Linked DNA regions of Homo sapiens: region 1 is linked to region 2. A link is an interaction called in ENCODE POLR2A ChIA-PET data of the cell type or tissue named here. Cell type or tissue: PC-9. All regions are shown on one strand. Links, peaks and the distances in the headings refer to the core of each region. The heading gives the core; the rest is flanking DNA.

Region 1 (15,574 bases), core at 6,352-11,351, 290 kb after region 2:
TGTGTGTTTGTGCGTGTGAGCAACAGAGGTTGGGGAAGGAGGAAATGTGGCCAAAACGATTTTGTGGTCAATGACCCTTTGGTAAAGGCACACACAGGCATGTTTAGAAACACTTATGGGAAGAAAACTATCCCCGCAGGTACACACCCACTTTCAGATCATATAAATCTCACTTTTCCCCTTACACAAAAGATGCAGGAAGCACTTAAGGAGGGTGTCTACCCAGCCTGAACAATGAGTCTTTTCCTCCCCTTGTTCCCCATCTGAGTTTCTATTCCCAGGGGCAGAGTCTGGGGCTGGGAAGGGCTGCTTGTCAGGGAGCCTGAGGGTGAAAGCAAAGAGGCTTTGGTCTGTCCTGTTGAAGGAGTCACAGACAGTGGGGGATGCTGATGGACATCAGTGATAACAGCTGGCACCTACCATGCCCTGTCCTAAGCATACCACATCAACTGGCTCCTTTCACCCTCAGAGAAAGCCCAGGAAGACAATATAATTATGCCTATTTTACAGGTGAGGAAACTGAGGCACCGAAAGGAGAAATCACAGGTTCCACAGCTTGCAAGGGACACAGTTGAGATTTGAACCTAGTCAGCTGCCTCCGGAGTCCAAGCTTTACCCTAGACCAGTGGATCTCAGGGGTGGTAGAGGGTGTGTGGGTATTTTGACCCCTAGAGCAGCAGTCCCCAATGTTTTTGGCACCAGGGACTGGTTTTGTGAAAGACGGTTTTTCCACAGACTGGGGTTGGGGGGGCGGGAGGATCGTTTCAAGGTGATTTAAGCACATTGCATTTATTGTGCATTTTATTTCTATGATTATTACATTGTGATATATAATGAAATAATTATACAACTCACTATAATTTAGAATCAGTGGGAGCCCTGAGCTTGTTTTCCTGCAATGTGATGGTCCCATCTGGGGGTGATGGGAGACAGTGACAGATCTTCAGGCATTAGATTCTCATAAGTGGTGTGCATCCTAGATCCCCTGCATGTGCAGTTCACAATAGGGTTTGTGCTCCTATGAGAATCTAATGCCCGCAGTTAATACAGATGAATCTTTGCTCACTTGCCTGCCGCTCACCTCCTGCTGTGTGGCCTGGTTCCTACTGGTCTGTGGCCCGGGGTTGGGGACGCCTGCGCTGGAGGACGTATGGCAATGTTTGGAGTCATTTTTAGTTGTCACGATTGGAGGATGCTGCTAGGATCTAGCAGGTAGAAGCTGAGATGCTACTAAACACATCATACAAGACGCACGACAGCTCTCTCCCCACCAAATCATCCACTGCAAGTGTCAACAGTGCTGCTGTTAAAAACTCTGTCCTATTTTAGGAAAAGACTACTTTTCTTCTAGAACTCTAAAAAATTATTTTGTTTGCTCTCTAAATTACAAATCATACATGCTCATTGGAAACATAGAAACAATTAGATGTTTATAAAGGAAGACCTGAAAGATTCTCTCCCTAGTTCCGCGCCCTGCGGCAAACACTTATCAACAGTGTGGCATATTCTGCTGCAGCCTTTTCTATTACAGACCTTTGTTACATTGTCAGTCTATCTACTTACATCTTTATCTCTTTTTCTCCCCTTTTCAAAAATAGAAGCCTACACATATTTTCCTTTTTTTTTTTTTTTTTTGAGACAGGTTCTTGCTTTGTCACCCAGGCTGGAGTGCAGTGGCAGATGTATTAGCCTGTTCTCACGCTGCTAATAAAATCATACCTGGGTAATTTATAAAGGAAAGAGGTTTAGTGGACTCACAGTTCCATGTGGCTGGGCAGGCCTCACAATCATGGCAGAAGGCAAAGGAGAAGCAAAGGCACATCATACATGGTGGCAGGAAAGAGAGCTTGTGTATGGGAACTCCCATTTATAAAACCATGAGATCTCGTGAGACTTATTCACTATCATGAGAACAGTATGGGGGAAATCGCTGATTCAGTTATCTCCACCTGGCCCTGCTTTTGACACGTGGGGATTGTTACAATTCAAGGTGAGATCTGGGGACACAGCCAAACCATATCACACAATCATGGCTCACTGCAGCCTTGAACTCCTGGGCTTAAGTGATCCTCCCACCTCAGCCTCCCAGGTAGCTAGGACTACAGGCACACACCATCATGCCCGGCTAATGTTTTGTATTTTTTGTAGAGACAGGATCTCACTATGTTGCCCAGGCTGGTCTTGAATTCCTGGACTCAAGCAATCCTCCCATCTAGGCCTCCCAAAGTGTTGAGATTACAGGCATGAGCCACTGTGCCTGGTCCACATCTTCTTTCACATCTTTTTCATTCAGTGCTGAACTCCAAACCACAAACTTTGCACCTGCTGTTCTTTCTTTCTGGAACAGTCTTCCCCCAGGTATCTGTAGACCTGCATCCCTGGATGTATTAAAATCTGAGCATATCTTCTCCTTAAAAGGGAGCTCCCTGACTTCCCTCTGTAAACCATTTCCTCTTCTAACTCCTCCTTTTTTTTTTAGATGGAGTTTCACTCTCACTCTGTTGCCAGGCTGGAGTGCAGTGGCGCAATCTCGGCTCAATGCAACCTCCACCCGCTGGGTTCAAGCGATTCTCCTGCCTCAGCCTCCCAAGAAGCTGGGATTACAGGCATGCGCCACCACACCCAGCTAATTTTTGTATTTTTAGTAGAGACAGGGTTTCACCATGTTGGCCAAGATGGTCTTAATCTCCTGACCTCGTGATCTGCCTGCCTGGGCCTCCCAAAGTGCTGGGATTACAGGCGTGAGCCACCGCGCCCGGCCTCCACCTCCTCTTCTTACCCGGTGTGACTTTTTTAGTTTTTTTTTGCAGGTCTCCTCTCTGACACGTGGGCAGATGCTTCTTAGCTTGTTTGCTGGTTGCGCCCTTCCTAGAATGCTGGCTCCATGGTGGCAGAAATTGTGTCTGTCTTTCATAATGTGTGTCCCCAGCACCTAAAGCAGAGTCTGGCACCTAATAGACACTCAATAAATATTTATTATTGGCCGGGCACGGTGGCTCACGCCTGTAATCCCAGCACTTTGGGAGGCCAAGGTAGGGAGATCACTGGAGGTCAGGAGTTCGAGACCAGCCTGGCCAACATGGTGAAACCTCATCTCTACCAAAGATACCTTTGGGTGTGGTGGCACGCTTGAACCCAGGAGGCAGAGGTTGCAGTGAGCCAAGATCATGCCATTGCACTCCAGCCTGGGCAACAGGGTGAGACTCTGTCTCAAATAAATAAATAAAATAAATAAAATTTATTATAATCAACAAATGGATAAATGAAAGAACAATGAATGTATCATATATATCCGTTGATGTCCATGTATGCAAATAAAAACATATCTCATTCCCTTTGATGGCTACCCAATATTCATTTTACTATTCTCTCTCTCCTTTTTTTTTTTTTTTTATTTGGACATGATTGGCTCTGTCACCCAGGCTGGAATGCAATGGTGCAATCTCTGCTCACTGCAACTTCCACCTCCCAGGCTCAAACGATCCTCCCATCTCAGCCTCCTGAGTAGCTGGGACCAAAGGCACACACCACCATGCCCGCCTAATTTTTGGTAGAGACGGGGTCTCACCATGTTGCCCAGGCTGGTCTCAACTCCTGAGCTCCAGCAATCTGCCCATCTCGGCCTCTCAAAGTGCTGGGATTACAGGCCTGAGCCACCGCACCTGGCCATTTTACTATTTTCAAGTTGATGAAAACATAAGTTGTCGTATTTTTTCCTTTTGTGGGGGACAAATGGGAGTGATTTTATGAATCATGCCACAATGAGCATCTTATACACATATTTATACACTTGTGCAGGAATTTCTGTAGGCTAGATTCCCAGAAGCAGAATTGTGGATCAAATGTAAACTTTTTATCAGAGTTGCTACAAATTTGAGTTCCAAAAGTAGAATGCCCTTTTCTTGTCTTTCCTCATCAACACTGGATAATTAGAACTAACATTAATTAACACTATGTTCTAAGCCCTTTACATGTGTTAATCTAATTAATTCTTAGATAAATCAGAAAATGATAATAGTAAGTGATTATAGGAAATGATTATATAGGACATGCTGAACACTGTCCTAAGTGTTTTTGTTTTGTTTTGTTTTCTGTTTTTTGAGACAGAGTTTTGCTCTTGTCACCCAGGCTGGAGTGCAATGGCGCCATCTCAGCTCACTGCAACCTCCGCGTTCAAGCAATTCTCCTGCCTTAGGCTCCCGAGTATCTGGGATTACAGGCGCATGCCACCATGCCTGGCTAGTTTTTGTATTTTTAGTAGAGACAAGGTTTCATCATGTTGGCCAGGCTGGTCTTGAACTCCTGACCTCGGCTGATCTGCCAACCTCAACCTCCCAAAGTGCTGGGATTACAGGTGTGAGCCACCACCCCGGGCCCTAAGTGTTTTATGTACATCATCTCACTTAGTCCTTGTAAAAATCCTCTGGGGTGGATATTATTATTATTATTATCATTTTACAGATGAGAAACTCAAGCATGAAACCTTAGGTCTAGTAATTTCTCCAGGATCCGACAGCCAAGAAGTGGGACAGGCCAGGTTGGATCAGAAAGTCCGGTTATAGAATCCTTACTGTAAACCACGCTTCTATCTTCCTTCTCCATGGGTAAGAGCAATGATTGTCTCCATTTTACAGAGAGGAAAACTGAGGTACAAAGAAGCTAGGAAACTTGGCCAAAAATATTATCAATCTTTTTAATTGGTGCAAATGTGATGGGTGAGAAATGGTATCTTATGGTTCTACTCTCTAAAGATATCTCTTATTCTTTTCTTCTTTGAATTTGAAAACAATTTAATTCCTTATTTGGATAAAGTAAATTTCTCAACTGATAAAATATGTATCCTGTTTAAATATAAGTGTCTGGGCTGGGCGCGGTGACTCACGCCTGTAATCCCAGCACTTTGGGAGGCCGAGGCGGGTGGATCACAAGGTCAGGAGATCGAGACCATCGTGGCTAACACGGTGAAACCCCGTCTCTACTAAAAAATACAAAAAATTAGCCAGGCGTCGTGGCGGGCGCCTGTAGTCCCAGTTACTCGGGAGGCTGAGGCAGGAGAATGGCGTGAACCCGGGAGGCGGAGCTTGCAGTGAGCCCAGATCGCGCCACTGCACTCCAGCCTGGGCGACAGAGCGAGACTCCGTCTCAAAATTAAATAAATAAATAAATAAATAAATAAATAAATAAATAAATAAATAAATAAATAAATGTGTCTGTAAAATGTGAATTCTTTTGCCATCTAGATCCAAATCATTAAAATAAATTCAGATTTCTTTTTACTCCTAAAATGCCTCTTAATAGGGACAGTCATGGTGGCTTACGCCTGTAATCCCAGCACTTTGGGAGACCGAGGCGGGCAGATCACCTGAGGTCGGGAGTTGGAGACCAGCCTGACCAACATGGAGAAACCCCTTATCTACTAAAAAAAAAAAAAATACAAAATTAGCCGGGTGTGGTGGTGCATGCCTGTAATCCCAGCTACTCGGGAGGCTGAGGCAGGAGAATTTCTTGAACCCGGGAGGCAGAGGTTGCAGTGAGACAAGATCGTGCCATTGCACTCTAGCCTAGGCAACAGGAGTGAAACTCTGTCTCAAAAAAAAAAAAAAGCCTCTTAATATCATTTTTTAATTTTGTTGAGATTCATAGGCGCGAGCCACTGTGCCTGGCCCATATTTTTATTTTTATTTTAAAGAGATGGGGTCTCCCTATGTTGCCCAGGCTGGTCTTGAACTCCTGGACTCAAGCTGTCTTCTGACCTCAGCTCCCAAAGTGCTGTGATTACTGGCATGAGCTACCATGCCTGGCGTCCGTTTTTTTTTTTTTTTTTTTGAGACGGAGTGGCACTCTGTCGCCCGCCCAGGCTGGAGGGCAGTGGCACCATCTCAGCTCACTACAAGCTCCGCCTCCCGGGTTCACGCCACTCTCCTGCCTCAGCGTCCCGAGTAGCTGGGACGACAGGTGCCCGCCACCACACCTGGCTAATTTTTTGTATTTTTAGTAGAGACGGGGTTTCACCGTGTTAGCCAGGATGGTCTCGATCTCCTGACCTCGTGATCCGCCTGCCTCAGCCTCCCACATATTTTTAAGTTAAAGTAATTTAAAGAGACAATAATTTTCTTGAGAGATAAATCGCAAATAAATTTTTTGAGAGATAAGTCACAAAAATATTTGAATTTGCAAGTTTATAATAGCCTGAATGTAACATGGTAGTCTGGGTTTGATCCTAGACAAGGATATTAGTGGAAAAACTGGGGAAATCCAGGAAGCCTGGAGTTTAGTTAATAGTCTTTGTCCAATATTAATTTCTTAGTTTGGACAAATGTACCCTTGGTAGGCAAGATGTTACTGTTAGGGGAAGTGAGGTGACAGGAGCTCTCTGTATTAACTTTGCAACTTTTCTATACTTCTAACAATTATTCCAGCTAAAAAGTATATTTTAAATGAGTGTTGAAGGCTATTTTTCAGATCTGTAAACACACTCCCAATGCGGTTAGGCAAACATGGGAAACACCTGGCCATGGCCACATTATGGTAAAAAGAAAAAAAAGATCTCTGTGATCCTTCTGCTGGACAAAAGGGTATATTTAGCCTCAGATTTTTTGCGGTGACCTTTGCATTCTGAAATGAATTAGAGGTTTACGTGTCAGAATGTAAAGAGCAGGAAACCAGGAAGTTGATGGGGAACGACTTTCCTGTTGTATTTCACTTGTTTACATACAGCAGCATCACCGAGAGCAGAGATTTTGCTAGATTATGTTGACATCACATATCCCTGATCCACCACTGGGGGCTGAAAGCAGCATGCACCACCCCCAGCCAAACTGCTGGAAATTCCTGCATGAAATTTCAATCGCATGGTTTAGCTGTATTATTATTATTATTATTAGCTGGGTTATTATTGTTATTATTAGCCGTATTATTATTATCATTATTTTAGCTGAGTTATCTTAATTTGCTCTTTTTCTCTGGCTATTTTGATCTGAAATGAATTACTTATCTTTTCTCTTGTGGGCAGTAAAGAAGTTCTTTTTGTCTCAAATACAATCTAAGATAAATTTTGGAAAGCAAACCATGCTCCTTGACAAACAACTTCGTGTTCACCTCTCTTCATGGTAAACATTGGAAATGTGAACATCTCTGTTTGTCTCTCGTTTGTTCTTTAACAAATGTAACATTTTCAATACAGATAACAAAAAGTCCAATTTCAGAGAATTCTGCCTATCTAGCTCACCCCTCTATACCAGGATCATCAGCATCAGACACTCATATTTGTAGGATAGACAAATGAAGAGGAAGAAAATGTCATATAATATTCTTGCATTTAAGATCTTTAGGAAGGATAAAAGCATATTTCTCTGCAGGAATGTTAAAGTAGCATATTTGACAATGTGATTACAGGAGAGTATGTGTTGCCTTTAATATTCGTTTTTTAGGAATAGTCTTTATTCTAAGCCATTTCCATGTTAATTTGAGGAAGAGGTTATTTTCCACCTTATCACTCAAATCTGACGATGTTTGGCTTCTCAGAAATATCAAAATGCTTACATTTTGTTTTCATTCGTGAAACAAATGTATGGGTTTTGGTTGGGCTTGGACTCAAATGGCATTTTAAAACAGGAGCATATGTTTCGGGAGCAATTAGCGATTGTTTAATATAACGACCCTGCAGGCTGGAAAGGCTGCAGGTCAGAATTGTTAACAGGCAAAGCAATGAAAAATAGTAAAGCATTAGCAGATAGCGTAAATAGTCAAATTTGACCTCCAAAGGTCAAGAGAGAACTAAATAATTTGGTCGCAGCACTGACTGATTTAAATCAATGCAATCCCAATTTCCTTTTTTGCCGGTTTGCCTTTGGTATTCCACGGTCTAGTACTCGCCAGGAGTCAGGAGAGAGAACAGGGTAGGGTCTACTCAGTGATATAATTTTACTAAATGTGGGTGGTTTCGAGAGAAAAAATAGCCAAAAGTATTTCAAGGACCAAATGAAATTATTTAAACAGAACGCCATTGTGTCTGTCCTCTTAACTACTTGGTTTTGTTTCTCTAAGGATGATTTATGATGGTAACACCGATACAAATACATAATTAACCATGGGAGCATTTTGCATCTCAGGTTTCCCACATTTTTTCTCATTTGTAGGCTTCTTAGATTTAAAATTATACCTTTACCCTATGAAACTGAAAAATCAGCAAAATTCGTAAATTGCTAGACCAAATAAGTTTTTATCTTTTTTAAAGTGTGAAAAAATGATCCCCTGAATTCTTTTGGATTTCTACCTAATTTTTTTTTTTTAGTGGAATGATTCCCTCCCTCTTGACTGCTTCTGTCTTCTATTTTTTCATGTAGGACTCTTCTTCGTCATCCCTCACATAGATAATATGTGGCTTACTCAAATTTATTTTTAAGGTACTATATCCTGTTTTGATCAGGAAAAGTATATTTTAAAGAAAAAAAAATCTTTTGGTGATTACAAAATCACTTTAAGACCCAGGGGGAACTATGCCTCAGTGACAAAACAAATTTGCCACAAATCATTGTACAAAAGAACAGCAGGACCTAAGCCTAAACTCGGGGACCGCTCCCATTCATCTTTCATTTGTTTTGGAAACTCCACCCTCCTCCTGCCATGTTCAATATCTAATTGGCATTCTGACCCTTCAGATAACTCAACATCTGCTACTCTGATGCATCTTGGAAACTCTTTGTTCCCGTAAGGCGGAGTTCAAGGGGCTCTCTTCACTGATACACAAGATTCATGCATGCTATTGTGTACGCAGCTTCTGGTGCTGAATGGAGACAAAACTTTTGCAAGCTAATATGAAAAATGAAGTGACTCTCATATTCTAACCAAATCATCTTCAGCAGGTTTAAAATTATGCATGGCTGGACAAGACAGCAGTGCATTAACCAAACAATTAAGCTTCGCTTCTTTCATAAGCAATTTAAGGCTGGAATCCACGTATCTATTTTTACTGTGACTTGTTTGCATATTTTGGCCTGATAGCCTTTGTTTTTCTCTATTATGAGGCAACATATGTACTGATGTTTAATCTCCTAAAACAGATTATGTAGATATAAACTAGGATTTTTTTTTAAGCAGAATCACACAGGTGATTGATTTTTCAATGTATTATTTCATTGAATCCAAGATACTACAAACTGTACATTTTAGAATTATTTTTAGGTACTATAAAGAAAGAAAAACTTATACTAACCAATCTGTGATATGCCTTTGATTCTAAGACGTAGGCCTAATATCTGAGATGTAAAAATGTGAAAAAAAATGCATATCTGGGACTGATGCAATTTGCTAGTAGGTGCACACCCTCGCACAGTTTTGTGGGAGAGATTATGCAATTTATGTTTCTGCAATTTACCAGGAAACCTGCCATCTGCTTCAGCTGTGTTTCTTTCCTTTGGTGGCTGGGTTTTGCTGAGGGATGTCCAGTGGCTTTCCTCTACCTTTCGGTTTTCAGACTCATCTAAGGAAGATCCCCTGGTACCACTTGCTAAGATTGTGTACCCTGGGCTGCAAGTCAGAATCACAGTATGGGCAACTGGTTTCCTTTTATTATTTTACTGAGCAGCTTGGTTTAGGGTCAGTAGGATTTTATTATCTTCTGGGAAGAATTAAAAGACCCACAATGAGCTGAGAAGGTTTTCGGTCCTTTTTTTAAAAGTGTCAGCCATATTTCCCCCCATAATACTTGCATGTGAAAGTTATCTTAAGTTTTGTACCAGCCTAGAAGATTCTACTAGTCTATTGCTAATAGTTTAGGCTTCAGGAGAAGCCAACAAAAGGGTATGAGAAATAATCAAGCCATCAGGAATGTAGGGAAGTTTTACCAAAAACAACAAAAAAACAAAAAAAATCAAGTAACTGGGCCGGGCATGGCAGCTCATGTCTGTAATCCCAGCCCTTTGGGAAGCCAAGGCAGGAGGTCACTTGTGGTGAGGAGTTTGAGACTAGACTGGGCAGCAAAGCAACAGCCCGTCTCTACAAAAATAAACATAAAAATTAGCTGGGGGTGGTGGCACGAACCTGTAGTCCCAGCTACTCGGGAGGCTGAGGTGGGAGGATCCCTTGAGGCCAGAAGTTCCAGGCTGCAGTGAGCTATGTTCATGCCACTGCACCCTCGCGGGGGTGACAGAGTGAGACTCCGCCTCTAAAAAAATAAAAATCAAGTAACTGATTTTTTTTCCCCTTGGTTTAAATGGTCATGAGGGGTGTTATGTTTTGGTTCAAATCTCTGCTCTGCCTTTTTCTAGCTAGGAGACTTTTGGGCAAAGGTTTGCATTTTTGTAATAGGGAGCAATATTCACCTAGCAAGATTAAATGAGTGAATGCATATAACATGTTTAGCTGAGTGTTCTGTGCATATTGTTAATTGTCATTATTCCTGCTTTTGTTAGACACAGTCGCTTTTGACCCAAAGCTGCCAAAATTTCATGCTGGTTCCCAAACAGATGCACTGTTCTCCTGACATAGCCTGGAATTCCTCAAAGGGTAAACTCTCACTACTGTTATTAGGATTATTATGAGTAATGTGCTTTTCTTTGTCTCTGTCAGTCCTTCCTTCAAAACTGTAAATCAGTATTTTTCTATATCTAGCTGCAATAACTGCAAATCATCAGGCAAAATGTCTACATGTGCTCCCTTTCCTCTTTCTTTCTTTCTTTCTTTCTTTTGAGGTGGAGTCTCGCTTTGTTGCTTAGTCTGGAGTGCAGTGGCACAATCTCGGCTCACTGCAACCTTCGCCTCCCGGGTTCAAGCAATTCTCCTGTCTCAGTCTTCCAGGTAGCTGGGATTATAGGCATGCATCACCATGCCCGGCTAATTTTTGTATTTTTAGTAAAGATGGGGTTTTCACCATGTTGGCCAGGCTGGTATCAAACTCCTGACCTCAGGTGATCCACCTGCCTTGGCCTCCCAAAGTGCTGGGATTATAGACATGAGCCACTGTGCCAGGCCACCCTTTCTTATTTCTAAGTCCTGTTTATGAGTATTATTTTCTAGGGCTTTTATTGTTTAAATGCTGGTCTTTCTTTCCTAATAAGTTGAAACAGCTACATAATCAATGACCTATCTTTTGGTCTTCATCCATCATTGTCATCTTTTGACTATGAGCATTATTTGTTAAAATTTCTGAACAGGGTGAAACATGCTGATAATCAGAGATTTTGCTTTGGCTTGATACATTTCTGTGTGTGAACAACTGGGGACAAAAAGATAAAAGAGACATGGTTTTTGCTGGGGAGAAATGCATAGTAGGGAGGGCAAAACCCCCAACCCAGCTATTTAATTTATTTACTTTTTAGGACCTTTTAAAACATCTCATTAGCCACCAGACAGGCAGGGCTGGGACTAGAGGGAGGCAGAAAATTTAAGGGGCTGTAAAAAAAACTCAGTAATCAAGATAAATAATATTTCATTGCAATGTTTTGCTCTGCCACTTTTTAGCTATGCGGCTTTGGACAAATTACTCACCTTTTATGTCTAATCTGTCAAATGGAAGGAATGTTCACCTGAGTTGTTATGGATTAAATGAGGTTCAACATTTCCTGATCTGAAATGCTTGGAGCCAGAAGTACTTCGGTTTTGGAATATTTTCAGATTTTGGAATATTTCCATTATACTTGAATTTGAAAACCTGAAATCTGAAATCTCCAGTGAGCATTTCCTTTGAGTGTCATGTGGGTGTTCAAGAAAGCTTCAGCCTTTGGAGCATTTTGGATTTGTGATATTTAACCAGTAATACATACAATTGCTCAGTGCCCAACAAAAGTCCAAGATGAGCGAAATTCCAAAATTTTAGATAAAGAACAGAATCTGTGAGCAAGATTTCACTGAGTGAGTTTTGAAAAAAATCCAAATGGGTCATTTGGAGCAAAATAACTAACAAGGATTCTGATGCCAAGTAAGGGCAGGCAAGCAAGGCTTGTGCGGATCGTCCTTGTCTCCTCTTTTCTCCTCTCCTTTGTTAAAAACAGGTATCAGGCTGGGCCGGGCACGGTGGCTCATGCCTGTAATCCCAGCACTTTGGGAGGCTGAGGCAGGTGGATCACCTGAGGTCAGAGATCGAGATCATCCTGGCTAACACGGTGAAACCCCGTCTCTACTAAAAGTACAAAAAAATTAGCCAGACTTGGTGGCGGGCGCCTGTAGTCCCAGCTACTTGGGAGGTTGAGGCAGGAGAATGGCCTGAACCCGGGAGGCGGAGCTTGCAGTGAGCCGAGATCGCACCACTGCACTCCAGCCTGGGCGACAGAGCGAGACTCCGTCTCAAAAACAAAAACAAACAAACAAACAAACAAACAAACAAAAAACAGGTATCAGGCTGGGCGCCGTGACTCACGCCTGTAATCCCAGCACTTTGGGAGGCCGAGGCAGGTCGATCACTTGAGTCAGGAGTTGAAGACCAGCCTGGACAACATGGTGAAACCCCATCTCTACTAAAAATATAAAAATTAGCTGAGCATGGCGTTGCCTGCCTGTAGTCCCAGCTACATGGGAGGCTGAGGCATGAGAATCACTTGAACCTGGGAGGTGGAGGTTGCAGTGAGCTGAGATCGCGCCACTGCACTCCAGCCTGGGTGACAGAGCAAGACTTCATCTGAAAAAAAAGGTGACCGGACACAGTGGCTCATGCCTGCAATCCCAGCACTTTGGGAAGCCGAGATGGGTGGATAGCCTGAGGTCAGGAGTTCAAGACCAGCCTGGCCAACATGGTGAAATCCCATCTCTACTAAAATACAAAAATTAGCCAGGTGTGGTGGCGGGTGTCTGTAATCCCAGCTGCTCAGGAGGCTGAGGCAGGAGAATTGCTTGAACCTAGGAGGTGGAGGTTGCAGTGAGCCAAGATTATGTCACTGCACTCCAGCCTGGGCAACAGAGTGAGACTCCATCTCAAAAAGAAAAGGAAAAAAAAAGGGGAGGGGGTTATCAAGCAGTGCATAGGATCTAAAATTTGATTTCCTTAAGTTCAAATTCTGGATCTATGACTTATTAGCTGGGTGGCCTTAAGAAATTTACTTAACCTCTCTGAACCACACTTTCCTCATCTGTAAAAGAGGGGCAATGAAATAGATCTCACATAAGGACTAAATGAGATCGTCTGTGGAGAGCAAGCACTCAGTCAGGGGCAGCGGTGTTGCTAACGAGACAGTGCAACCCAAAAAAGAAAACCATCATCTCAGTTTACTCAGCTTCTGCTTGCCACTGACGGTGCCGGCCACCACTTTCTGAAGGGCGTCTCTGCCTCATCCATGCAGATAAGATTGTGTTCATGGCCGGGCGTGGTTGCTCACACCTGTAATCCCAGCACTTTGGGAGGCCTAGGCAGGTGGATCACTTGAACCTAGGAGTTTGATACCAGCCCGGGCAACATAGCGAGATCCTGTCTCTACAGAAAATAAAAATTAGCCAAGCATAGTGGCGTGTACCTGTAGTCCCAGCTACTCAGAAGGCTGAGGTGGAAGGATTGCTTGAGCCTGGAAGTTTGAGGCTGCAATGAGCTGTGATTGCATCACTCCACTCCAGCCTGGGCGACAAACCGAGAACTTGTCTCAAAAAAAAGAGAATGTGTTCATGATTTAGTGCACTTACAAAGCATGGCCAGGTCACAGAACCAACTGATGTAGAACTCTGAATTTTCACACCAACACTGACACTTTCTGGAACTTTTCTTTTTTTTGAGACTACAGGTGTACACCACCACACCCGGCTAATTTTTGTAGTTTTTGTAGAGATGGGGTTTCGCCACGTTGTCCAGGCTGGTCTTGAACTCCTGAGCTCAAGGGATCCACTTGCCTCAGCTTCTCAGAGTGCTGGGATTACAGGTGTGAGCCACGCACCTGGCCTCTTTGGAACATTTAAAAAAGCTTATTATTACAATTATTATAATTGTTTTGGCAAAAATATTCGAACACACCTAAAAGTAGAGTGAATAGTACTACGGACCCTCATAGGCCATTATCCAGATTCAGTAATTAAGATTTTGCAACACTTACTTCAGAGAGTCTCCTCTCCTTACCCCACCTTTATATTTTAAAGCATATCACACTGTAGGATGACTATAGTTAATCAAAACATGTTATATGGTTTCAAATAGTTAGAAGGAAGATACTGAATATTCCCAGTGCAAAGAATGATACAAAGATGATGGACATGACTAACTACCCTGATCTGATCACTATACATTATATGTATCACAACATCACTATGTACCGCATAAATGTGCTCAATTATTATTTTAAAAGTTTTTAAAAAGTGTATCATATAATTTAAAAAGTTTTTTAAAAATGCATCATTGGGCTGGGTGTGGTGGCTCATGCCTGTAATCCCAGCACTTTGGGAGGCTGAGGCGGGTGGATCACCTGAGGTCAGGAGTTCAAGACCAGCCTGGCCAACATGGTGAAACCCTGTCTCTACTAAAAATACAAAAAATTTAGCCAGGCCTGGTGGCAGATGCCTGTAACCCCAGCTACTCGGGAGACTGAGGTAGGAGAATCACTTGAACCCGGAAGGCGGAGGTTGCAGTGACCCGAGATTGCACCACTGCACTCCAGTCTGGGGAACAAGAGTGAAACTCCGTCTCAAAAAAAAAAAAAAAAAAAAAAAGCATCCTTGACTTCGTGTCATTTTACCCTATACACTTAGTATTCATCAATGTTTTTAAAGTTTATTAAAGAAAACTCCCACACAATGCCATTATCTTGTCCAACAAAACAAACAATGTTTCCTTGATATCATCTACTACCCAAAGGTCCTCAGCATCTCAAAAATGCCTGCTTTACCCTGGATTTGATGGAATCAGGATCCAAGCAAGATCTGCCCCACTGCATTTGGTTGTCAAATGAAACCCTTTTCTATAAGAACTCTCAGCAGGCAACTGTTGAATTTCTAAACTCTTCAGTTTCTCTGGCTCACAAGCACAGAACACAAACAAACAAACAAAATCCCAACCTATTTTTCAAACTTGTTATTCAAGGGGAAGAGTGTCAAGCTAGAGGCCCTGCAAGCAGCAGAAGGGGCGGTTAAGAAGTGTGTTGGGAGAGATTGTGTTCCTTCGCAGCATGGTGAGCCTCCCAGACTGGATCCAACCTCGTATCCAGGTGTTGGGCCTCAATCCCACTTGAGCCGTTGTTTATCGCCCTCCCGTGGATTAATCCCCTGTCAGTTAGGCCAGAGAAGCTCTGGAGAAGGCCTGCGTAGCATCCCATGTGTCAAGGCCCCCTTTGATACACTTTATCTGCCCTTATCCCTTCAGACGCGCCATGACTCCTCTGCTGGTCATGGCCTCGGAGCTTTAGAATCTCTGCACAGTGACTGACATCCCTCCTATGGAGGAAAGGCAGGGGATTTTTCTTTTTTGGACGGCAATCATTGTTGATCTGATAAGATGTTTTTCAGGGAATCAAATGTCAAACCGGGAGTGCTGTGAGTCCGGGATGAAGTAGCAGTTACAGGACTAAGCAGCTTTGCCTATTCATTTTGACTGCAAGGACACCTCCTTGGTCTTGTCGAAACTGTGGACCTCATTTTGTTTATTTATTTATTTATTTTTGGATGGGGA
Region 2 (15,574 bases), core at 5,648-10,647:
GCACATGCCTGTAATCCCAGCTACTCGGGAGGCTGAGGCAGGAGAATCGCTTGAACCCAGAAGGCAGAGGTTGTGGTGAGCCGAGATCGCGCCATCGCACTCTAGCCTGGGCAACAAGAGCGAAACTCCATCTCAAAACAAAAAACAAACAAACAAAAAAAAAACTTTATATCTGTACCAGGCAGTATGAAAAAGTATTCAGCAAAATCTGTTATAAGTAAGATTCACTTGTACCTGCTGATGCTCTGAATCTCAGACAAGGGAAATTTGGGAAGGGAATTCTTTGCTCACTGAATTGTCTTTGAGGTCCTTAGTGAAGGATCTTTGCAGCAGTTTTGCTGCAGTAACATTGAAAAGTCTATCCATACCATTCTCTTCTTTAAAAAAAAATCATAATGCATATCTTAGTGTTCTCCATGTCTGGACAGAGCTTATACTTTGAAACATAAGTAGTACTTGGGTTTAGGAATATAAAGTTTCAATTTAATTATTAGCTAAACAATTCCCCATTAATGAATGCACCTTCCCTACATTATTATACCTTCTGATTAACCACAATGACATACAACTCCAAAAAAGAAAAAGGTGCATTCTTAGGTCTTGAAATTTAAGTCACATTAATTGCAATCCTAGATAATGGTACAACATGGGTTTTGTGCTACACTGAAAAATTTGTTGTCTCTTGTTACTCAAGAGATCCTTGAGGTTACAGGTGATTCTGTAAATGAGAAAGAGTAAGCAGAGAGCATCACTCAACTATCTAGAAAGAAGTGGAAAAGGAAAGATATCAGGTCGATTTTTTATACCACATATGTAGGAGAAAGCTGAAGATACGCAAAAGAGCATAGATCTTTGGCTTATGACTTATGGTCAGCCTGCCCAGATGTCCCCAGCAGGAAAGAAGCATCAGCAATTGTGTTAATTATGCCTCTGTTTGCACTTCTTTCAAGGCTAATTGTCCGCTTGCTTCATTTAGTCCTTGATCAGAAGTTAGTCTGGGAAAGCATTCCTGGTATGAACACCCATGGAATTCATCTTGTGAAAATGCAAATCCCATTTTCCTCACCACCTGTGATAATCGAGGCAACCCCCCACCCCCATTAAACTTTTGGTTTGGGGAAGGCAAGTATAAAGAGAAATAATTCCTTCACTAATTATTCTTTTCCAATCCAACCCAATTCTCTTGAGTAACAAAACTAAGTTTTGCTGGGTCTGCTACATCTCCAAGATCTTCTCCTTTCTGGCTTTATTTCCAGTGCCACTGAATGCTATTAATTTAGGAAGACAGCTCTATAATTAAAACCATAAAAACTCATAAAGGTCTAAGAACTGCTCTTAAGTCTCTGATGTTTAAATGTGAATTTGTAAGTAGGAGGAAAGGGATGCTTGTTTATCCAAAAGCACTACCCCATGTGGTTTTCAACAGTTTGTCCATCTGACAATGAGGAGGCTAGATTGATAGGTTTCTTTGGACTCAGAGATGTGTTTTAAAATGACTCAAATCTTAAAAGCACCCCTGTAGCATATGTATTAAGGCTGAACGCTGTAGCAGTTGTTGAGATATTATATGCAAAAGTGCTGAGCTCACCTCCTGGCACATAGTAGGTAACTTGACTTAAAGGCTAAGGTTTTACATGCAAACAAGCCTGGGTTCACATTCCAGCTCTGCCTTTTGCTAGCTCATCATCCAAGACAGGATGCTTTTCCTCTATTTTGTTATAGGGGCCTCAGCCATGAACCTAGCAATGAGTGAGAGAAAGAAATGTTTTCCTTCCCTACATCCACACCCATAAAAGCTACCTTCACAGGGCTATCTAGAAGACTACAGACTAGGCTGGGCACATTGGCTTATGCCTGTAATCCCAACACTTTGGGAAGCCAAGGCAGGAGGATTGCTTGAGCCCAGGAGTTCGAGACTGGCCTGGTAACTTCATCTCTATAAAGAATTAAAAAGTTAGCCAGGTATAGTGACATGCAACTATGGTCCCAGTTACTTGGGAGGCTGAGGTGGGAGAATCACTTAAGTCTGGGAGGTAGAGACTGCAGTGAACTGTGACTGTGCCACTGTACTCCAGCCTGGGTGACAGAGTGAAATCCCATTTCAAAAATAAAGAACGAAAAGAAACTACAGATTAAACCTTATCTAGCACCTGGCTAGCTGATGGCAGGTAGCCTTTCTTCATTTTTTCTCCTGCTTCCTAATTTGAACAGCAGTTTTTCAAACAGCTCAGTGCCACCTTTTTCCTATAGCATGCCTGTACTGTATATGAATTCTTCAAACACAGAATCAACCCTTCCATAGCCTCAGGTTCTCACTGGCCTGTGTGGTCTTCTCTGGAGAGGCTCAGGAAACTTCGCCTAATTGGGAACAGCAAGCTGCTGTTGGAACCTGGGGTTCTGTAGCCTGCCACCCCAGCCGTCACAGGCTGCAGCTTTGCATTCGACTTGATGCTCTTTTTGGAGAACTCTTTACCAGGGCATGCCATCTGGGTCCTGGCCTGAGTTCCATGTTCAGGTGGGTCCCGTACTTGGTTTAATGCCCTGCTGTTGCCATCTTGAGATTCTTAATAATTTCTGAATAAGGGTCCCACATGTTCATTTGCATTGGGTCCCACAAATCATGTAGCCAGTCCTGCTCTCTTCCCTCCTCTAAGACTCAAGATGAAGGTCACCTCTTCTGGAAAGACATCACCAGATTCTCTCTGATGGACTCCCATCACCCCTGGCTCATACCTCCATTAATCCACCCACTGACACTTAAGAAATGCCTGCTTCAATACCATCCACACTGGCCTCTCTCCACCATGCCAAGTCCCAAGGCACAGTGCTGAGCTCTTCCCATGCAAGAGCTTCACTTACAGCAACCCTTTAAGGTAGGTGCTATTATTTTCCCTGATGTAGATTCATTTACTGAGAACTTAAAGGATCTACCCAGGTGGAAGCAGGACTCCTGAACCCTGGCAGAGCAAGTTTGGAGCCACTACTTTCAACTCCTGGGAACGATGCTCAGAACCGAGAATGCAGTGGCCAGAAAAGGGACATTCCTTATGAGGATCACCACACTTATTCCACTTTTTGTAACTATCTGTCTACAGGCCTGAACGCCTCACTGGATTATAACTTCCTGGGACCCCAGGCTCTCACGTTCATCTCTGTGATGCAGAAACCTAGCATAGACTTGGTACATGATGAAGTCTCAACTGTGTTTGTGTGTGTGTGTGTGTAGCGTGTATTTTAGAGATGGAGTCTGGCTCTGTCCCCCAGTCTAGAGTACGGTGATGTGATCATGGCTTACTGCAGTGTTCAACTCCTGGCCTCAAGCAATCCTACCTCAGCCTCCCAAAGTGCTGGCATTACAGGCATGAGCCACTGTGCCCAACCAAATATTTCCTAAAATAATGACTAAAAGGTCATTTCCATGTAGATAGCTAATTTGATTATCAAAGTACTTCAAATACATTTTATTAAGCCATGGCAGTTGTATCAAAAATTAATCCAATTGATGTTGTTCGAGATACACCTTGGCTGGGCACAGTGGCTCACATCTGTAATCCCAGCACTTTGGGAGGGTGAGGCGGGTGCCATCACTTGAGCTCGGGAGTTCAAAACCAGCCTGGGCAACATGGCGAAATCCCATCTCTATGATTTAAAAAAAAAAAAAATGATACACCTTGATTGAAATAAAATTATCTAAAATGTTGAAAACTAAAACAAAGCAACAACAATAAAAAAACCTGTCATCCATTTTTCCTCCCAATAATGAGTTCCTATTAATGAGGATTTTAATTCAGCTGTTTAAAATTACTGGCCAGGCATGGTGGCTCACACCTGTAATCCCAGACCTTTGGGAGGCCGAGGCGGGCGGGTCACTCGAGCCTAGGAGCTCGAGACCAGCCTGGCCAATATGGCGAAACCTCGTCTCTATTAAAAATACAAAAATTAGCCAGGCATGGTGGCGCACACCCGTAATCCCAGCTGCTTGAGTGGCCGAGGCAGGGAGAACTGCTTGAATCCAGGAGGTGGAGGTTGCAGTGAGCTGAGATCACGCTACTGCACTCTAGCCTGGGCGACAGAGCAAGACTCCGTCTCAATAAATAAACAAATAAATAAATAAATAAATCTAGTTTTGAGGCCACATCCAACAAATACAAATGGAGGGACAGGATACAAAGTAACTGCCTTGAAACTGGCCTGTCCTCTTCGAAATGTCAAGATCACGAAAGACAAAGAAAACCGAGGAGCTCTGCCAGGCTAGAGACCAAGGAGAGAGGACAACTAAATATAACTGACAAACCTGGTCTGTTCCTGAACTAAGAAAAAAATGCTATCAAAGGACATTTTAGGGACAAATAGCAAAATTTTAAAAAGGATTGTAAATTAGATTAATAGCAATATATTGATGCTCAATTTATTTGATTTTGGTAATTGTACATAACTGTGTTATATAAGAGAAACGTCCTTCAAGGAATTAAGCACTTAAGTATTTAGGCACAAAAGGGAATGTCTGCAACTTGTCTCAAATGACCCCAGATATACCTATATGTATATGGACATTGGGGGAAACAAAAGTATTAAAAAGCAACTGTGGCCAGGCACAGTGGCTCACACCTGTAATCCCAACACTTTGGGAGGCTGAGGTGGGCCAACTGCCTGAGGTCAGGAGTTCAAGACCAGCCTGGCTAACATGGTGAAACCCCGTCTCTACTAAAAATACAAAAATTAGCAGGGCATGGTGGTGCACACCTGTAATCCCAGCTACTCGGGAGGCTCGGGCAGGAGAATCGCTTCAACCCGGGAGGCAGAGGTTGCAGTGAGCCGAGATCGCGCCATTGCATTCCAGCCTGCGCGAGGGGGTTCGGTGGGGAAGAAAAAAAGCAACTGTGCAGCCTGGGCAACATGGCAACCCCATCTCTAGAAATAAAAAATAGAAATTTAGCAGGGCGTGGTGGTGTGCACCTGTAGTCCCAACTACTCGGAGGCTGAAGTGAGAAGATTGCTTGAGCCTGGAAGGCGGAGGTTGCAGTGAGTCCAGGTCCCACCACTGCACTCCAACCCGGGTGACACAGTGAGATCCTGTCTCTAAATAAATAAATAACTGTGGTGAAATGTCACAATTCATGAATCTGGGTTAAGGGCATATTGGAATTCTCCATATAATTCTTGCAAATTTTTTGCTTGTTAGGAATTATTGCAAAAACAAATTTTAAAATTTAACTACAATAATACAAGTACTGCTATTATTATTCATCATAAAAGGATGTAGCAGGTAGGTAAATACCATGGTCTATAATCTAGTGATCAAGGCATTCTGACTCCTGGCCATTTTCACCCCACAAAATACTGTTGAAAAGAACATTTTAAGACCTCATGTGAGGCCGGGCACAGTGGTTCACACCTGTAATCCCAGTACTCTGGGAGGCTGAGGCAGGTGGATCACCTGAGGTCAGGAGTTCAAGACCAGCCTGGCCAACATGGTGAAACCCCATCTCTACTAAAAATACAAAAAATTAGCTGGGTGTAGTGGCATGTGCCTGTAATCCCAGCTACTCAGGAGGCTGAGGCAGGAGAATCGCTTAAACCCAGGAGGTGGAGGTTGCAGCGAGCGAAGATCGCGACATTGCACTCCAGCTTGGGCAACAAGAGCGAAACTCCGTCTAAAAAAAAAGAAAAAAACTTCATGTGATAGAAAGAAAACAGTCCATCATGAATATACTCATACATACTTATTTCATTTTGCTTTGGAACTTACTAAGTGAAGATGGTGAAGTTTTTGCTCAAGGAAATATTATGAAGGAATTCGACAGGAAAGTCAAAAAAGGCTTCTTTTTCTCCCTCTTCCCTGCAATCTCCCAGTTTAGGTTTGCTACTCTGGCCCTCCCCCCAAAAGCGTATCAAATAACTAAACTCGCCTCGATCACTTTCCAAGCTGACAGTTTCTTCAGTGTTTTGCTGGGCTTTCACAACAAACTGCAGCGCTAGGGTCTGGGTTAATATTCAGAACTGTGTTCTGTTTTCCCTAGAGTGGGATTGGCATAACAATGGACACCAGGGGCCGCAAAGAGAGACCCACAAAGGAAGACAAGTTTTTAATGCTAGAGCCATCTGCCAATTCTCCTTAGGACTTTCTCAAGAGCTGAGTGAAGTTGAAGCAAGAGCTGGGAAGGGGCGTGCAGTGGAGGGCAGAAAAATCATTCACGGGAAAAGCAATTGCAATATGAAAAGAACCAAAGGAGGGTCGAAGCCCGGATGGATGAATGAATGGAATCCGAAGGCCTCTTCTCTTGAGCTCTGAAGAGATCCACCGCACTCTCTCCGATGGGGCTTTTGTTGGTTGCCAAGCGTTTTAAATGTTATAGTAAGAATATGTTATTAAGGGAGGATTTAATATACACGAACCACACACAAAAAAAGCCCTCCAGAAGGGTCTTCTGACTACTCACGCAGAAAGCCCAAGCCACCTGCCTCTGCAAAGATTACACTGATTCTTTTTCTTTTGGTAGCAACATGTCCTAAATACAGTAGTTTAGCATGAATAAAGCATTTCTTTACCAACTCTAAATTCCCCCTTCTCCCAGAGATGTGCATATTTTTAAGACCACCAACCACGACAATGTATTCAAATACCCTAAAACAAAGTATTTTCATACCCTTGGGAAATATAATTAAAATCTGCATTTTTTTTTAGCCCAAAACATACACCTTTGACATTTTTCCCAAAAGGAAAACTCTACTGAAAACCCCGAAGGAACCATGGATGGACTGCTTCCTTGGAAGCATAAAGCACTTAAACAGCAGTTCAGACCTTGGCTCAGGTGCTAAGTCCCTTGGCATCTAACCATCTTATCTCTTTCCAAATTCTCAATTTCCTGAAGGCAAGGCATAGCCTTTATTCCCCTCCACCTCTTTAAACAGCATTAATCCCTGAATGGGATCAGTCATCTTAGGGGACAATCGAATAGACTTTCCTTGGCCAGATTAGCAAACTTTAGGTAACATTCTCTCATTTCTGAATGCAACCTTACAGTAAATCTATTGTAGTCAGACACAGACATCAACAATGGCTGGGTTGTTTTGTGGCTTTTCCACCGTGTGTTTCAGTGGGTTTTTAAGTTCTAGCATTTAAAATGCACATATCTTGCAAGTGGGGGGTCAGTGATTAAAGCTTTTTCATATCCCTGGGAAATATTATTAAAATTTCAATTTCAATTTTTTTTTTTTTTTTTTTTTTGAGATGGAGTTTCCCTCGTCACCCAGGCTGGAGTGCAATGGCGTGATCTTGGCTCACTGCAGCCTCCGCCTCCTAGGTTCAAGTGAGTCTCCTGCCTCAGCCTCCGGAGTAGCTGGGATTACAGATGAATGCAACCATGTCCAGCTAATTTTTGTATTTGTAGCAGAGACAGGGTTTCCACCATGTTGGCCAGGCTGGTCTTTTTTTTTTTTTTTTGAGATGGAGTCTCGCTCTGTCGCCCAGGCTGGAGTGCAGTGGCGCGGTCTATGCTCACTGCAACCTCCGCCTCCCAGGTTCACGCCATTCTCCTGCCTCAGCCTCCCAAGTAGCTGGGACTACAGGCGCCCGCCACCATGCCCGGCTAATTTTTTTTGTATTTTTAGTAGAGACAGGGTTTCACCATGTTAGCCAGGATGGTCTCGATCTCCGGACCTTGTGATCAGCCCGCCTCGGCCTCCCAAAGTGCTGGGATTACAGGCGTGAGCCACTGTACTGGGCCAAAATTTCAATTTTTTGTTTTTGAGCCCAATACATATAACTCTGACATACACAACTGGTCATTTATTTTTGGATCAGACTCCATGCTCTGCAGGCCTCAATTTCCAGGATTTATAAAATGCCTTCAAAGAAATCTTCATGGATGCAGTTATTTATCTAAATCGGTTGCCTTTCTAAAAACTAAAGTAGCAACAGTTTAATCACTGCCAAAAGAGTATCTTTGAAAACAGTTTGCAGCCTCTCATTTGAACAGCAGAGGCGCCCTACTTCCCTCTTCAGCCAGGCGGCAGAACGGGAAAGGGATTAGCCAGCTGGGATGCCAGCACACAAAATGTAATTCCAGGTTTATGACACATAAGTTATTTGACAAGACCAACACCAAGAGGCCTGTGGATGCTGCCAGGGCCTGGTGGGACCCCGTCAACCTGTCATCCAGGGCAGATGGAGGCCTCCCTGGTGCTGGAGTAACCAAGCGACTGTTCCGCCACGTGGCATTCCCACACCTGCGGCCCGGGCCTTGAACTCTTCTCCCCTGACTGTCAGCGGCCCGTGATTGAGCTGCAACCCTGTGGCCCAGGAGCCAGAAGGCTGACCTCGTGCTGTGAGCCGGCTGTAGACCTGGGAGTTGACTTCCTTGTCCCGCACGTAGCATCGGATCTCCTCCACCGCCTCACGGATGACAGTGACGGCCAGCACGAAGCCCTGCAGAGACAGACGACAGTGAGTCTTGCTACAGGCAGTGAGCCCTGCTGCAGCCAACCGTCCCCTCCTGGTGCCAGGGGCAGGAAAGGCGAGAGGTCACTTGGGAGGGCAGGGGGGCAGGACCTGTGAGTTATTCCAAATGCACACGCCGCTGCAAGCCCCCTCTCTGAATCTGTCTTAGGGAACATGCACTCCCAAACACAACCTGTAGAAACACTACCCTAGAGAAACACTCACTGCCACACACACACAAGCACGTCCACATTCACCACCTCAGGGTGAGGGTGACACACACAGGAATACTCAAACTGTCCCTCCACAAGCAAACGATGGTGACTACTAATACTGTCTCTCACCCACCATGTGCTGGGCAGTATTGGAAGTGCACTTCATCCTCATAACAACCCTGAGATATGCTCCTATAACTGAGATCCCCATGCAGATGAGGAAACTGAGGCACAGAGAGGCTGAGTAATCTTGCCCAAAGACATAAAGCTACTAAGTGATAAATGGGAACTGCAATGTAGGAAATCTTAATCTTTACTGCCACTGTATCTAGAGAAACTTAGGTGGATGGAGCCAGTAAGAGGGACCACCAGGCAACAGTTAAACAGAATAAGATACATCCATTGCATTCACAGAGCCAAGTGGAAAAAATCCATCTTTCAGGACATACACTGCAACCCCATTCATATAAATAGCAACAAAGATTCTATACAATTAAATGTTTTCCAATTTCCTTAACTACAGGTTAGATTTCTCTGCCGGGAAGGAGACTAGAATTAGGATAGGGAGGGACTGAAAGGTGCTTCAGCCTATCTGTAATGTCTTCAGTTTTTTGTTTTGTTTGTTTGTTGGAGTCTCACTCTGTCACCAGGCTGGAGTGCAGTGGCTCGATCTCGGCTCACTGCATCCTCCACCTCCCGGGTTCAAGCGATTCTCCTGTCTCAGCCTCTCGAGTAGCTGGGACTACAGGCACGCACCACCACGCCCAGCTAATTTTTGTCTTTTTAGTAGAGACGAGGTTTCACCATATTGGCCAGGATGGTCTCGATCTCTTGACCTCGTGATCCGCCCACCTCAGCCTCCCAAAGTGCTGGGATTACAGGGCTTTTTTGTTTGTTTTGAGATAGGGTCTCGCTCTGTCACCCAGGCAGGAGTGCAGTAGCATGACCTTGGCTCACTGCAATCTCCACCTCCCGGGCTCAAGAGATCCTCCTGCCTCAGCCTCCGGAGTAGCTGGGACCACAGGTGTGTGCGCCACCATGCCTGGCTAATTTTTGTATTTTTGGTAGAGATGGTTTGTTGTTGTTGTTGTTGTCATTGTTACAGAGTCTCACTCTGTTACCCAGGATGGAGTGCAGTGGCACCATCTCGGCTCACTGCAACCTCCGCCTCCCGGGCTCAAGCGATTCTCTTGCCTCAGCCTCCCCAGTAGCTGGTATTACATGCCCACCTAATTTTTGTATTTTTACTAGAGACAGGGTTTCACCATGTTGGCCAGGCTGGTCTTGAACTCCTGACCTCAGGTGATCCACCCGCCTCGGCCTCCCAAAGTGCTGGGATTACCGGCGTGAGCCACCACGCCCAGCAGAGATGGGTTTTTGCCATGTTGCCCAGGCTGGTCCTGAACTCCTGAGCTCACGCAATTCACCCACCTCAGCCTCCCAAAATGCTGGGATTACAGGCATGGGCCACTGCGCCCAGCTGTTTTAAGTTTTTATAAGGAAACTCTATTAAAGTATTAATTGCATAAGTAGAAACTAATAAAAATTTTAAACTTCCCCAACTTTCCTCTGAGTTGGGAACCCCAACTCATAATATCTGGTTGGGTGGAGGGAGTCACCCATAGCAGAATCTACTTCCAATCTAGATTTTTTTCCTCTTGTAATCAATAAAGCCAAAATCATTCATTTATTTTACTTACTTGTTTACAGTCATTCGTTTTCCTTGTCATTCCTTCCCCTATCCCCTTTTAAAGCTTGCCAGGACAGTTATTTTTTAAATACAGTCAGCATAACCACCCAAGGGTTAGCAGTTGTGGTTCTTGGAGAATTTCACTTTCATAGTTTACCCTGTGAAATATATTAACTTCGATTCAAAGGACTTTAAATCTCTTATGTAAATCTATCCAGAGATGTGCTGCTTTGTGAAACTCCTCCCAATGCCCATACATCTTTACAATCAAAGGATTACTCCTGTTTCCAATCAGATGTAAAGTACACACTGCAGCCAAAAGAAACTGGTACATTTCAGAATCAAAGCATAACCAGACCACATAGGGAGTGAGAGAAAACCTGTTCTGTGAGGAGCACGTACCCGGTGTGCAGGGCTGCCCCCTCCACTATGCTGCTATTTTGTTGTTCTGTGCCAAAACCCAAGTTTTCGTTGTTGTTTGTTTTTTCGAATGTTCCAGTTTCTATTTCTCTCTGCGTGGGCCTGGCTAAATCCCATTGATGTTCATGGAAAGTGTGTGCTCATACAAAGACAGGAGCCGCTCACTAACCTCCCTGCTGCAAATAAATACCACCTCCTAAATTATCACGTCTCCCTTCACATATACACACACAGTTCTCATTAATCCTAGGGGCCACGCCATGCCTTAGTATTTTTACTAGAGACAGGGTTTCACCGTATTGGCCAGGCTGGTGAAATTGCCTTACAAAGAGATGCAAATGTAGTCCAGGAATAAATTCCAACCATCCAATTTAGGAGGTCCTTAATATCCATTCACAGATATTTAGAAAGAAGCTTTAATGGGCAGGGGAAGGGGGGCTGTTGAAGGAGGCAGCTGTTGGAGCTGGTGAAGAATCATAGGCAGTGACAACTCACAGACAAGCAACTCTGAAAGTGCAAGCCTCTTTTGCCAAGTTGTACCTCAAAAATAAATTCACTAAAGCAAAGCTAATCTATGGGAGATAGAAATCAGAAAAGCAGTTGCCTGGGGTGGTGGGGGCGGGTGGGGTGATAGGAACAGGCACTGGGGAACTTCCTGGGGTGATGGAAATGTTCCATATCTTGATTGAGGTGGTATTTATGTGGAGGCTGACAAATGTCAAAACTCAATGAACTGAAAACTGAAGATCTGTGTATTTTATGGTATATAGATTATATCTCAATAACAAAAATACTCCACATTTATTTGGTCATCATATAATGTTACAGATTATTTCTGCTCTCCTGAGTTACTTCTCCCCTAACATATTAGTACCAAGAAAAAATTATTAAAAGCTAAAACATGGCTGGGTGTGGTGGCTCACACCTATAATCCCAGCATTTGGGGAGGCTGAGGCGGGAAGATCGCTTGAGCCCAGGAGTTCGAGACCAGCCTGGGCAACATAGGGAGACCCCATCTTTACAAAAACTACAAAAAGAATCAGCTGGTTTCTACAAAAGAAAATAGAAACCTGAAACAGAAAAAAAAAAAAAAATAGCTGGGCATGGTGGCTCGTGCTATGGTCCCAGTTACTCAGGAGGCTGAGGCAGGAGGATTGTCTGAGCCCAGGAGGCAGAGATTGTTGCAGTAAGCAGAGATTGAGCCACTACACTCCAGCCTGGGCGACAGAATGAGACTCTGTCTCAGGGGCAAAAAATTTAAAACTTAACAATGAAAAACATGTCATTAGTGGCAGAATTTAAAAATTAAAATCAGAATGTTTCCTGAGAATTCTATACAGCCACATGAAGCATTTTTACTTGCAGTAATTCATTTAAACCTCCCAACAAACCAAGGCAGTAGAAAGGATCATTCCTTTTTACAGATGACAAAACTGAGGCTCAGAAAAGTAGCCTTGGTTCAAATTACACGACTTCTCAGAGTCAGCTGTCGTGGCTCACACCTGTAATCCCAGTACTTCGGGAGGCCGAGGTGGGCGGATCACCTGAGGTCAGGAGTTCCAGATCAGCCTAGCCAACATGGTGAAACCCCCACCCCTATTAAAAGTACAAAAATTAGCTGGGTGTGGTGGCCACCTGTAATCCCAGCTCCTCGGGTGGCTGAGGCAGGAGAATCGCTTGAACCTGAAAGGCGGAAGTTACAGTGAGCTGAGATCTCACCACTGCACTCCAGCCTGGGTGACAGAGCAAGACTGCCTCAAAAAAAAAAAAAAAAAAAAAAGATCTAAACCCAAACCACTTGGCTCCACAGCCCTCATTCAGAACTGCTGCACTTAAGAGTTGGGTTTGAAATGAGGCAACTTTCAGAGTGGCTAGAAGACGTTTCAAAATGTCTTCTAGCCAAGAACTGAAAATTGACTCTCTACATAAAAATCTATTAAGGAAATCAGCGATGGTCACCTAGAAGTAGATGCTGTCTAATTTTTCACCACAAACCCTTTTTTCTGTAGCTGTTGGAAAGAGAGGCAACAATACAAGACAAATATCCCCCAACTTAGCCATCACAGGAAAAGCTGACTAAAAAGGGTCTACAACGTGGAGACCAACTGCTGGAGGTGCCAAAACCTAGAAACAAGCTATTAACCTGCCTGGCTTCTATCCTAAGCTATAGTCAAAGGGAAAACAGGCCAGTCAGGAGACAGCAGAGGTGGGAGTAGGGGCAGAGAAGGCCTCAGTGGAAATAAATTTTTAAAAAGTCATAATTGCCGAGTGTGGTGGCTCATTCCCATAATCCCAGCACTTTGGGAGGCCAGGGCAGGCAGATCATGAGGTCAGGAGTTCGAGACCAGCCTGGCCAGCATGGTGAAACCCCGTATCCACTAAAAATACAAAACTTAGCCGAGCATGGTGGCGCATGCCTGTAATCTCAGCTACTTAGGGGGCTGAGGCAGGAGAATCACTTGAACCCGGGAGGTGGAGGCTGCAGTGAGCTGAGATCACGCCATTGCACTCCAGCCTGGGTGACAGAGACTCCGTCTCAAAAAAAAAAAAAAGAAAGAAAGAAAAGGAAAAATGTATGCCAAACATGGCTAAGGTCTCCTCCTAACATGCATACCAATGATAGTGTAAATGAGGCTGCAGGGCTGCTCATGTCTGTACCCCAAGACATTGCAGCCAGGGCAATGGATAAGGGGAGGCGGCAGAGACCAGACTGCACATCACGCTTGAGATATAAAAGGCAGGGAGACGGAGAGACACATGGCTGCCTTCGAGGACACCTTGGGATCCCAAATCTATAAAACATGCATCTGCAGAATATATATGGTTTATGTAAGGTAAGTTATAGTATACATAAAATACATGCATAAGTAAGAAGGCACTGGAAGGAAACACACCAGAATCATAAATGGGATATTTTAGGGTAGTAGCTACACAGGTGATTTTCATCACCCTATGTGTGTGTGGGGGGGGGTTGTTTGTTTGGTTGTTTTGGTACTTTAAATATTTCTCCAATATCATGCGATCTTTTCTATTTGAAAAAAGAACAGTGAACAGGAGCAGCTTTGGAGGAGTGGGGGGCAAAAAGAATGGCAGGATCTGGCTTTTAAGATAATTCAAAAGATGTGGCTTGAGTCGAGCGCTCACACCTGTAATCCCAGCACTTTGGGAGGCCAAGGTGGGCGGATCACATGAGGCCAGGAGTTCGAGACCAGCCTGGCCAACATGGTGAAACCCCATCTCTAAAACTACAAAAGTTAGCCAGGTGTGGTGGCCCACATCTGTAATCCCAGCTACTGGGGATGTGGAGGCAGGAGAATCACTTGAGCCTGGGAAGCGGAGGTTGCAGTGAGCCGAGATCGCACCACTGCATTCCAGCCTGGGCAACAGAGCAAGACTCCATCTCAAAAAAAAAAAAAAAAAAAAAAAAAAAAAAACAGGCCGGGTGCAGTAGCTCATACCTGTAATCCCAGCACTTTGGGAGGCCAAGGCAGGTGGATCACGAGGTCAGGAGTTCGAGACCAGCCTGACCAACATGATGAAACCCCATCTCTACTAAAAACACAAAAATTAGCTGGGCGTGGTGGTGCGCGCCTGTAGTCCCAGCTACTCAAGAGGCTGCGGCAGGAGAATCGCTTGAACCCGGGAGGTGGAGGATGCAGCGAGCCAAGATCGAGCCACTGCATTCCAGCCTGGGCGACAGAGTGAGACTCTGTCTCAAAAAAAAAAAAGAGAGAGAGATGTGGCTTGAGAGATGGGGTCTGGAGCATTCCTTGCTGGGGGCCAGGGAAGGGCCTCCTGAGCCCAGAAGCACAGGGGTGAGGTAATATGAAAGTCCCTCACCTTCAACAAGAGCAGAGAGGACAAGGGACAGCCTGAACATACAGACCACGAGGAAAAGGGATGGGTCCAATTCACATACTGCTTTAAATTGTTATTAATGAGTTGTTGATGTTTAAAAATCAAGAGAAAAAATACTAAAAATTTTTAAAAATGATTAAAAACTATGTGTATCTTATTTTTTTCCTAAAAAGAAGAAACATGGGCCAGGCGCAGTGGCTCACGCCTGTAATCCCAGCACTTTGGGAGGCCAAGATGGGCGGATCAAGAGGTCAAGAGATCAAGACCATCCTGGCCAACATGGTGAAACCCCGTCTCTACTAAAAATACAAAAATTAGCTGGGCGTGGTGGCACGCACCTGTAGTCCCAGCTACTTGGGAGGCTGAGGCCGGAGAATCGCTTGAACCCAGGAGGCAGAGGTTGCAGTGAGCCAAGATCGCACCACTGCACTCCAGCCTGGCAACAGATCAAGACTCTGTCTCAAAAAAAAAAAAAAGGGGGGGGAAGAAGAAACGGGCTGGGCACAGTGGCTCACGCCTATAATCCCAATACTTTGGGAGGCCAAGGCGAGAGGATCACTTAAGGTCAGGAGTTCGAGACCAGCCTGGCCAAAAATGGTGAAACCCCCATCTCTACTAAAAATACAAAAATTAACTGGGCGTGATGGCACACACCTGTAATCCCAGTTACTCAGGAGACTGAGGCAGGAGAATCACTTGAACCCGAGAGGCAGAGGTTGCAGTTAGCCCAGATCATGCCACTGCACTCCAGCCTGGGTGACAGTGAGTGAGACTCTCAATGAATCAATCAATAAAAAGAAAGTTGTAAGAATTTTTATTCATTGTACTTTGTTCATAAGCAACTCTGGAGGGAAGGACAAGAAATGAAAGTATTGCAAAACTGGATGGAAGTAGATTCTTCAAAAGGAACATTTGTATATTTCTTGAGTCATGTGAATGTACTACCTTTCA

The links. ChIA-PET counts read pairs that join two places held together with the same protein. Peaks named below come from ENCODE experiments on the same cell type or tissue, not always from the same donor. Only the 100,000 strongest peaks of a DNase experiment are listed, where the experiment ranks them.
Region 1: POLR2A ChIA-PET joins it to region 2 with 13 read pairs; 1 of 35 experiments calls an interaction of 5 or more read pairs at or near these places.

The regions. Positions count from the first base shown.
Region 1 is chr20:51,995,546-52,011,119 of GRCh38, forward strand. No RefSeq gene overlaps it. Among named protein-coding and RNA genes, the nearest start is that of LINC01429, 140 kb to the left of the region's middle. In PC-9, for the core only: no CTCF peak of the experiment used is centred there; DNase peaks (open chromatin) are centred at 6,646 and 9,346; H3K27ac peaks cover 879 bases.
Region 2 is chr20:51,704,647-51,720,220 of GRCh38, forward strand. ATP9A (ATPase phospholipid transporting 9A (putative)) reads right to left here. Exons shown (of 28, transcript NM_006045.3): 4 at 8,320-8,428. Among named protein-coding and RNA genes, the nearest start is that of ATP9A, 56 kb to the right of the region's middle. RefSeq lists enhancers at 639-1,197, 2,270-2,769, 5,847-6,392, 8,288-8,798. In PC-9, for the core only: CTCF peaks have their summits at 7,983 and 8,182; a DNase peak (open chromatin) is centred at 8,065.